Regions from separate parts of the Mus musculus genome. Here region 2 is linked to region 1. Evidence: chromatin loops called from intact Hi-C (ENCODE). Cell type or tissue: heart. All regions are shown on one strand. Each heading gives the region's core, and the rest is flanking DNA. Links, peaks and the distances in the headings are about the cores only. Region 1 holds the start of Gm41257 (a long non-coding RNA gene). Region 2 has its middle 94 kb from the start of 5430437J10Rik.

Region 1 (5,392 bases), core at 177-5,176:
TAAGACAGGCACTCTCAGACGATCTTTGATGAAATAACTCGTGGACTTTATTCCTGTGGATAGCACCTTATAAACGTTTGTGGGTGGGGTGGGATCTAGAGGCAGATCGTTTCTATTGGATTAGTCTGAGATGTTAGGGCTGCCTCATCTACATGTAGAAGGACTTCAGATGTCATCTCTACTGTGATTGATTGTCACAGTCCTCTCAATGGGTTTTGTGGTCACGTGTTCCAAAACAGGAACATGGTTGGGAGTCGATTTAAATGCCTACTGCTCTCAATTATAAAACTTGCCAGCGGGTGCTGGTAAGATGGCTCAGCAGGTAAGAGCACCCGACTGCTCTTCCAAAGATCCTTAGTTCAAATCCCAGCAACCACATGGTGGCTCACAACCATCCGTAACAAGATCTGACTCCCTCTTCTGGTGTGTCTGAAGACAGCTACAGTGTACATTACATGTAATAAATAAATAATCTTTAAAAAAAAGAAAAAAAAACTTGCCAGGGCTTCTGAATTATGTACCGAACAGGTTATATTTAGGAATGAATATGTGCATGTGTATATACATTTATTTTCACACACACACACATACACACACACACACACACACACACACACACACACTAAAAACTAGTATGAAAAGAATCCATGGTTAAGGGGTATATGGGGGGTTTGTAGGGAGGTAAGGGAAAGGAGAAACATTGTAATTAAATTATAATCTCAAAAGGAAAAAGGAAAAAAAAGTTACACAGGAAATCTCCAGTTGATCATCACTGCCAGTGTCATGAGAAGCTCATGACCGCCCACAGCTCTCCATAGCACTTTCACATCTGTACCCCTACATGGCTTTATGAGTACTTCCTGGAGATGTGAGGTAGGTGAGACAGAGATCGCCAGGATTAACAAGGCCCTGTTTCAGCTTCCTCTTACACACCCTGCTGGTATTAATCCACATCCTGGCTTTTATGATGAAATCCAGCCCTTGAAGCTGGGCACGCAACTCGGTGGTAGGATGCTTTTCAGCATGCATGAGTCTTTGGGTTTGATCTTCCTTCTTCTCTCCATCCCCATCCCATCTCTTACACATAAGTGCAACCCATCAGATATGGTATATAATTGGACGGTGGAATATATAGGTTAGAAGTCATGTTTGCCATTTCCAGACCTGGTCCATACACGATTCAGATCTGTTATGATTTTTTGTTTCCTAGTGTCCAAACAAAAGCAAAAGGACAGTAGATGGCATATGGTAGAGGCATCCGTAAAAGGAGACTGCCCACAGATGTGTGAATGATTCATTTCAATCTCGGAAGACTCCATGGAACAATAAAGAGAATTAAAGAGATAATTGGGATGTGAGGGGCTTTGTGCTTAGTTCAGCAGTTAGCTTATCTTCTTTAACTCCCCAGCCCCCAGCTCTGATTGAACCTAGGGCCAGTAGGTAAGCGTCATATACAAAGCTCCATCGTTCCTCCTTTTCATTCTTTCCAGTGAACAAGACCAAGAAGAAAGAGAGGGGAAGGGTCATGATGTAAATCTAGGAAGAGTAGTCCAGATTCATCTGGTGTTTAGTCTTGCTAAGGTACAGTATGGGACACTTTCAGGTGCTCCCAACAAATGGATGAGGAAGATACTCAGTGGTAACGTGCCAGCTTTATAAATGGGCTAAGGGCTGTAGGAGATGTCATCATTTTCTTCTTTTGTTGGATATTTTCTTTATTTACATTTCAAAAGTTATCTCCTTTCCAGGTCTCCACTCCAGAAACCTCCTACCCTATCACCCCTCCCCCTGCTTCTATGACTGGTTTTTTTTTTTTTTTTTTTTTTAAGCTTTCCCAGTATCTAAAGGTCCTTCCTATTTTTGGGAAGCTTCCTCTGGGCGACAGTGTTTACAGTCCAGACTTTCGATGAAAGGAGGACAATGTGCTGGATCTTCTTTTTTTCATTTTTTATTAGGGCCATCAATTGGCCTATCAGATTCAGCAATGCAATCTCCAGGGAGACACACAGGGATGCAGGAATAACCTTCAGAGCTACTTGAGGTTGCTCTGAGTCGGCTGGAGAGTGCTTAAGGCTGCTTGCTGGCAGTGGCTTTGGATTGAGGCATCCTAACTACTAAAACTCAGGGAGGTGTGCCAAATTTTTGTCTTCCTATTGACTTGGTAGAACTGGCTGTCTTTCTAGTACATTATAGCTTGTTCACACTCTGTTGCTTATAGACAATATATTTACCTAGTACAGAGAGGTTGAACAGATGACTAAGGATTGCCGTACTGATAGCAACAAAGCAAAGATTTTATTATAGGCTTCCCTGGTCCCCACACTTATACGCACAACCTCTGTATTTCCTAGCCCAAGCTGCATCTTCAGACACACCACTTAGCACTCTCTTTTTGTTTACTCTCCCAACCTTATTAGGTTTAAATAAAGAAAATCTGGGCTTAATATAGGTCACTCCAGTAACCCATAGTCATTTTAAAAGCAAGTTTATCGCATTAAAATAAAATAAAATACTAAAACAATATGTTTTGAGGAGAAAAACTACTTTGATTGATGGGCTCCCATGAGATCCTTCCCCATCCATGACCAAATGTTAATGGATGCAGGCTGGCTCTGTGCAGGCCACCCTGGCTGCTGTGAATCTGGGATTTCAGCAACAATGTTATATCCAAGAGACAATGGTTCAAGGCTCTCCTCCATATCTTTCAGCTGTTACTTTTTTCTGCTCTTTCTTTTTTGATCATCTTTAAAAGGGGTGACACGCGCTTCTGTGGAGGGCTGAGTGCTCCAAGATCACTTAGGTATTTTGCATTAATTAGTAGTTGCTGCAAAAAGAGGTTTCTCCATTAGACTGTTACCTTATGTTTCTACCATTGTATCTATGAAAAGAGTTACAGGATACAAGCTACAGCTTGTCTGTTACAAGTTACAGCTTGCCCTTTTGTAGATTCACCCACACTTTCACCTTTAGAGAAAGATTTATGATTCAGTGGCTACAATTTTACACTTATCAGAAAGTGTATGCTCTTTGCAGGTACTCCCACATGAGTCATGAGGAGGTTGGGGGTCTCTTGTTTGTTTCTAAGGTCTTCAGAGAATAATTTCCTTTGCAGAGCTGGTACCAACCTGTGATCCTTGGACTGTTGTGTAAGTCTGTATGACGTTTTACATGTAGAGCAGTAGAGCCATCTCACATCTCTTGTCTGCCTTTCTGAAAATTCAAGCTAAGATTGTTCTGAAAGCTTGCCCACAATGCTGCTACTCCCCTGGAGAAAATGCTCTGCAGCTGGGATGTTCCCATCATGCTCTGGGAGTGAACCACGTGACAGTCAGCTACCCTGGAACTCAGACAGCCAGGGTTCTAAACAGTGGTTAACAGTATTTTTTCAGTGACAAGCTGGTTGAGTTTTCACAACATCTTTATTCTCTCTCTTTGCCTCTTCCCTGTTTCTCACTGTTCATTAATGGTCTTCACAACTGAGTGCTAGTGAACACTAGATTATGCTAGAACACAAGGAAATGTGCAAAGTACTTACTGTATAATTCCTCTTCTCCTCCCCCTCCTCATGTCACAAGTGATCAAGTGAGGCTGCTGTGACAAAGCAGACCCAAGTCACTGTTCTAAGGTCACAGAGCTCAATAGTTATATAGTTAAGGGTAGTAAGCAGCAGTATGGTCCTAGTTTACAGAAATGGAAACTGAGTCTTAGAAAGACTTTCAGAAAGTTCTTCAGGATGGCAGTGAGGGGAGACAGACCAGAGAGTGGGCTTTCTAACTTCTGTGTTATAGGAAGACATTTGTAGTAGAAAAACAAGGGAAATCAAGCCTCAGCCATCCTTAGCTGTGTGACTTTTGTAGAGATGAATTTCCTTTTGTAGAGATGAAAGTCTTGTGCTGTGAGTTTTTTTTTCTGGACGTACCATCTAGGTCCCTTGCTCTGTCAACAAATGCCATTGCCATAGTCACTTCTAATAACAATAACATAGTATCCCTCCTCTCCCCCCCCCCCCAACTTTCTCTTTGTGCTTGTTTTTCCCTCTCAGTTTCTGTTCTCCCAAGATTGCCTCTCAACTTGCTCTATTGCGACCAAGGACGACTTTGAAGTCCTGCTTCTCTTGATCTCAAGTCCTGGGATCCACAGGTGTTCACCACTATGGCTACTTTATGTGTTGTTGGGGATGAAAACCAAAACTTTGTACATGTTAGACAAGAACTTAGAGGAGCTACATCCTTAGGAACTTGCTTATCCCTGACTTTAATACACACAGTGAGTGTGTGTTACACACAGTGAGTGTGTGTTAGTGCACAGACCGCTTATCCCTGACTTTAATACACACAGTGAGTGTGTGTTACACACAGTGAGTGTGTGTTACTGCACAGTGAGTGTGTGTTAGTGCACAGTGAGTGTGTGTTAGTGCACAGTGAGTGTGTGTTAGTGCACAGTGAGTGTGTGTTACACACAGTGAGTGTGTGTTAGTGCACAGTGAGTGTGTGATACACACAGTGAGTGTGTGTTAGTGCACAAACCGTTCGACTTCTTTAGATTCTTCAAGAAAGTAGACATATCTCCATTAAGATGTAAATGAAGTAAGAAAATTTTCATGTATTCTTTTTAAAATTAAAATCAAATTATTAAATTTTATTCCTGTTTATAGTATGGCCCTGTGTGAGTTTATGTGCACCAGGTGTGTGTAGGAGCCTGCAGAGGACAGAAGAGGATGTCAGACCCTCTAGTCTATAACTAGAGTTATAGGTGATTATGAGCTGCTGTGTGGGTACAGGGATCCAAACTCTGGGCCACAGGATAATAAGGGCATTAAAGATCCTTAGCCACCTAGCCCATTATGCATCTCTTTTATGAGGGTGGATTAATAATGGACTCAGGGATAATGTGAAAGGTGGGACATATCATCTAATTTTTCATATTATGTAATTTTGTATTGTAGACTTTGCTAATTAATAATCTCACTGCTCCTTTCAAGGGTTGTTCAAATTTGTTAATAGAACTTATTTATTTTTGGAAGTCTCAACTGCAAGAAGCTCTTTGGAAATGATAAAAAGATGCTATACTTTCCTTCTGTTTCTTTTTAAGAAATATTAGTATTGTGTCTATAAGAATAATAAATTATTATTAATGATAACTGGGTTTTCTCATTTTAGGGCTCAAAAGAGAGCTTGTATCCTTTTGAAATTAGTACAGTTTAGAGCATGATTTCAGTGCTAATATCTAGAAAGAAGAGTTTCAAAGCCAGATCAACTTCCTAAGTCCTTAAAAAAAATCTCATTGCACAACAAAACTACTGAAGGCTCTAAGGTGTTTAATCTTTTTAGAAAGCATCATTTTAAAATTTGCTTCAGGTAGCATATTCCAGGTTTATTTGCTCATGCACTCT
Region 2 (5,392 bases), core at 294-5,293, 150 kb after region 1:
CTTCCCTACCCATCCACTCCCACTTCTTGGCCCTGGCATTCTTCTGTACTAGGGCTTATAAAGTTTGCAAGACCAAGGGGCCTCTTTTCCCAGTCATGGCCGACTAGGCCATTTTCTGCTACATATGCAGCTAGAGACACGAGCTCTTGGGGTACTGGTTAGTTCATATTGTTGTTCCACCTATAGGGTTGCGGACCCCTTCAGCTCCTTGGGTACTTTCTCTAGCTCCTCCATTGGGGGCCCTGTGATCCATCCTCTATAGATAACTGTGAGCATCCACTTCTGTATTTGCCAGGCCCCTGCATAGCCTCACAAGAGACAGCTATATCAGGGTCCTTTCAGCAGAATCTTTTTGGCATGTGCAATAGTGTCTGTGTTTGGTGAGTGACTACCGGAAGATCCAGCAATACCTCTCCTGGGCATATACCCAGAAGATGTTCCAACTGGTAATAAGGGCACATGCTCCACTGTGTCCTCATTCTTAATAGCTGAGTAGTATTCCATTGTGTAAATGAACTACATTTTCTCTATCCATTCTTCTGTTGTGGGACATCTGGGTTGTTTCCAGCTACTGGCTGTGTAAAATTGTGTAAAAGAAAGAGTTGCAGGATGACATTTTCATACACATAATGCCCTTCGATCATTTCTCAGTTGCCTAGTGTTTTGAGCTTCAAGACTATAAGACAAGTTTTTAAGGATAGGTACCAAAACTCATACTCAAGTGATGTAAAATAATTTGTCAGGGTCTGCATGTGAGCAACTTTATAAGAAAATGATAATCAGTGATGTTCTTTCTTTCTTCTCTGTAAACCTAGGAGGAGGAGACTGACAAGAGAGCTGTTTGTGGGTCTCCTTGGAGACAAAGTCCAATCTGCATGAGAACCAGATGCAGCTTTACCCTGAAACCTCGAGCAGAACACCGGGTCCCAGGGTGGCTTCAGGCATAGAGCTACTTAGCTTAAATGAGCTTACAGAGACAAAACATTATGTGTAACTTAGTATGTTTTGAAATTTTGATGTTAAACCTTCTAGAAGCATACACATTAATTTCAATAATATATTTAATTACCTCTTACATTCTTGTAACAATAGCTCTGTGTACACACATACAACTTGAGGGAATCTGATAACTTCTATTTTGGGGTTTGAGAAGTTACAATTAAGTTATTGAAGAAGTAGAACTTGCTTCAATGAAAATCTCATGGTCATGGAAGAGGCCAGATAAAGACATCACTCTACCAGAAGCATGACTTTAAGGAGAATAGTACTATTTCCCTAGGGAGAAACTCATCATGGTTAGCTTGTACACATCACATTTTGTGATTTGTAAACATTTGATACAAAGAAGTATCTTAGTTAAGTGCAACTGCAACTACACTGCTCATTTGTTTTTCAAAACTACAAGTTAAAATTTACGGCTAAATATATTTCTCTTTTCTAGTTCATTTTTTTCCCTGATTGAACTGCACTGCCGAACTCCCTAAACTAAGCTTTATGTCTTACTGAAAGTAGAATTACAAATGCAAGTTACACAATTCATTCAAATGAGGACTTAAAGATTTTTTTAACCATTGAATGTAGCAGGGTATCTTTAATCTACAGATAAAACACAATTCAGATAAAATAGACACCCAAGATGTCTGCAGTTGTGGTATTAACCATTTAACCCAAACTGTGAACACTTCTCTGTCTTCTTCCTTCTTGATTTTCCATTAGTATTTGAACAGGTGAAAACTCCCCCATCACCTCCAAGTCCCTATACCAGTCCTATTTCCCTTCTCTTTTGTTACTGCTTCCTATACCTCCCTTGAGATACTGTTTAATTCTGGATACTCTTCTCCATTATTCATATCTTATCTACAAGATCTACTCGTTGCCCAACCTTTCCATGAGTTACATTCTTATGGTAAAACTCAAGCTTTACCAATCTCTTTATCTGTTACCCTACGTGCCTTGAAATTTCAGATATTGAATTATTTTGAAAAGCAACAAGGCCTTTTTGCAAAGTGAAAGTGCAGGTCCTTTAACCCAGCTTTTTTTCTCAGGACTTTTAAGTGCATTCTTATGCCACAATTAGCTTAGACATTTCCTACAGGAAACATCAATGCAATCCTAAGTTGTTATCAGGAAGTTATATCCACTTATCATTGTTTTCAACCTCTTCTTGGACTATGAATTAGATGCAAACAGGCTGAGACAGATCATTTGTTGATAGGCTACTGGACAAAAAATATTTCTATTGGCTGCTGTAGGGAACTCATCAGTAGAGTCTCTGAAATAACTTTGTGTCCAAAACAGGTGGTCTTTTCACTGTTTCTTAATTCACGTCATGTGGACAGCCTTATATGAGCAGAGCATGTTCAGCCTTGGTCATATGCTGCAAAAGCACCGAGAACTTCATGACAGCACTAACATGTAGCGTGCTTAAATATTCATTTTCTTTCTCAGACAGACATATATTTTCAAAGATCTGCTCATAGTAATAGGAACATGTTACCATGAGGTCTGAGAATTACTGACATCTGTAACAGAATTATCTTTGTATTAATTACATTTGGGATTTGATTCTCCTTTAATATCCTAGTAGTGTTCACATCACAAAAGCAAGTTACAAGAATAAATATTTTAATCTACCTGTATTAGTTAGGTTGCTCTAGAGGAACTGATAGAATATCTATCTATCTATCTATCTATCTATCTATCTATCTATCTATCTATCTATCTATCATCTATTTATCAAGGGACTTACAGGCTGTGGTCCAACTATTTTGGTAATGACTGTCTCCTAACAGAAAGTCCACAAATCTAGTTGCTCAATTCACTAGGCTGGATGTTTCTGCTGGTCTCAGTTACACTGACATCTGCATGAAGTAGTTTCTAACAGTAAAGCGATGCTTCATTAGCAGGTGAGATGAACTTGCCAGTCAGAGTGAGGACAAGCCAACAAAAACCAAACTTTCCCTTTCCATATCCTTTTATGTAGAGTATCACCAGAACGTGTGGCCCAGACTTAGTGTGGGTCTTCCTACATCAAGTGATCCAGTCAAGGAACTCCTTCACCTGTGTGTCCTGCTACTTGGATTTTAGTTGATTCTAGATACAGTCCAGGTGACAATGAAGATTCACCACCATACCTAACCCAGTGTGACTAGCACTTTTAGGGATTAACATGATTTTAACTCCAACCCTAGCCTTCAAGGATACTGTCATTTTTTTCACTATTAGTATCAGTTTATTCTCTTAATATTTAAATATGTCTCACATATATAATTTACATTATTGTTGATACTGATAGCAGTTGTTCAGAAGCCTAGAAGCAGGATCCAGTGCAAGTGATTAATTCTGATTAATTTTGAAAACATGTTTGACATTTGCACGTTTATGTCTTAGACTCAATTCCTCAAAAAATTGCCTGATTCAGCCCTGCTGCTCTCCTTGGTGTCTTATTCAGAGTTTCTATTCCTACACAAACATCATGACCAAGAAGCAAGTTGGGAAGGAAAGGGTTTATTCAGCTTACACTTCCACATCGCAGTTCATCACCAGAGGAAGTCAGGACTGGAACTCAAGCAGGTCAGGAAGCAGGAGCTAATGCAGAGGCCATGGAGGGATGTTCTTTATTGGCTTGTCTCCCCTGCTTGCTCTTATAGAACCAAGACTACCAGCCTAGAGATGGTCCCACCCACAAGGGGCCTTCCCCACTTGATCACTAATTGAGAAAATACCCCACAGCTGGATCTCATGGAGGCATTTCCTCAACTGAAGCTCCTTTCTCTGTGATAACTCCAGCCTGTGTCAAGTTGACACACAAAACCAGCCAGTACACTTGGCCATGATACATGTGACCCTTAGCTGGAATCACATTTTATAAATGAGCCCATGAACACAGTCTAAGAAGTGAATATGGGTCAGGCAAGTAATTTTGGAGGTAAAGATGCTTTCAACGTCCTAATTTTTGGTTGATGCTTAAAACCAGTCTAAAGTTGATCTTTTTAAGTCATGTGTGGTAGCTCATGAAATGAGTACTTTTAAATTAGATTTTTCTGAATTTACAAAAAATGCCAAAGTTAAAACAACTGACATTAAACAAATTCTTCTGAAAATGTGTGGTATTTTGTTTTTGTTTTTAGCTGTTTATCAGAAACAAAGAAGTCCTTTTACTTGTAAAATTGAGTTGACATTTCTTTTGTTCGTTTGATTGTTTTTTGTTTTTGTTTGTGTGTGTGTGTGTGTGTGTGTGTGGTTTTTTTTTTTTTTTTTTGTCTTTTGTTTTTCAAAACAGGGTTTCTCTGTATAGCCCTGGCTGTCCTGGAACTCACTTTGTAGGAAATCTGCCTGCCTCTGCCTCCCGAGTGCTGGGATTAAAGGCGTGCGCCACCATGCCCGCTGAGTTGACATTTCTAGGTTATCATATATTTAGATAGCATGCTATCTTATTGAAAACTGAAATATTAAAGTCCACATTAATGGAGAAAAGTTATGTAATCAGTGATTTATTCACATGCTGGTGATTTATTTTATTGGTATAAATAATGCACTGTTCATATCCATAAAAGACTATCGTGACTCCATTTGTGCATTGCTCCATTCTAAGAGACAAAGTATTCCACAGCATTATATGCCCCTAAACAAAGAATCATTTAAAAATCAATATTGCATCTTTATCATAGAGACTGAAGTTCATTGCATTTTACTCAGCAAAATACAATCCTCCTGCATGAAAATTTGGTTCAAACAGCTTTCTGTCTTGGCAGACATTATCACAACCACATAGTAACAAGGAAATGAACAAAAGTTTGTTTTTTTTTTAAACAATAGCTAAAGACCTAAAGATGGTTTGGTGGGTGATTTTCCTGTTCTTATTATCCTACTGGTAATGAGAAAATAGCATGGATATTCATACATCATCTTTGGTCTTAGGTTTCTATGGATTTATAAGGAAGAAAGACAAGGGAGGGTGATTTGAAATAGATGTTCAAATGTTTTACTCTCTGTGAAGGCAGAAGGTGACCCCATGTGATAAAATACTCTAGAACAGCTGGCTGTCTATACCCAAGGGGTCTAGAGATGGAAAGTCACTTATAATTTGAGGGGGAACATAAAGTTTTGGAAATATCATTAGCATGACATAAAGAAGACACCACTGACATTTAGTGATCCATTAGTAATGCCATCTTCATTTTAAGACTTAATTTCGATTTCTATTCCTTGTCAATATTATTCTAGAGAATTGGGGAAAGCGAAATGTGTTTTAGGCTATTTGGCTGAGCAAAATCAAACTCTAAGGAAACAACTTAACACACATAAGTAGATGGAGAGTCTGGTCAGCACAGAAGTAGATGTCCTGGAAAATATGCTTTCTGATAAGCTCATAAGTGCCTGACTGTTGACC

What was found. Peaks named below come from ENCODE experiments on the same cell type or tissue, not always from the same donor. Only the 100,000 strongest peaks of a DNase experiment are listed, where the experiment ranks them.
Region 2: it touches region 1 in a loop (2.7-fold over the local background); 6 of 42 quality-filtered maps call a loop at or near these places.

The regions. Positions count from the first base shown.
Region 1 is chr15:5,249,511-5,254,902 of GRCm38, forward strand. Gm41257 (a long non-coding RNA gene) reads left to right here and starts at 5,129. Exons shown (of 4, transcript XR_875007.1): 1 at 5,129-5,392. In heart, for the core only: no CTCF peak of the experiment used is centred there; no DNase peak of the experiment used is centred there.
Region 2 is chr15:5,399,760-5,405,151 of GRCm38, forward strand. It overlaps the pseudogene Gm46496. Among named protein-coding and RNA genes, the nearest start is that of 5430437J10Rik, 94 kb to the right of the region's middle. In heart, for the core only: no CTCF peak of the experiment used is centred there; no DNase peak of the experiment used is centred there.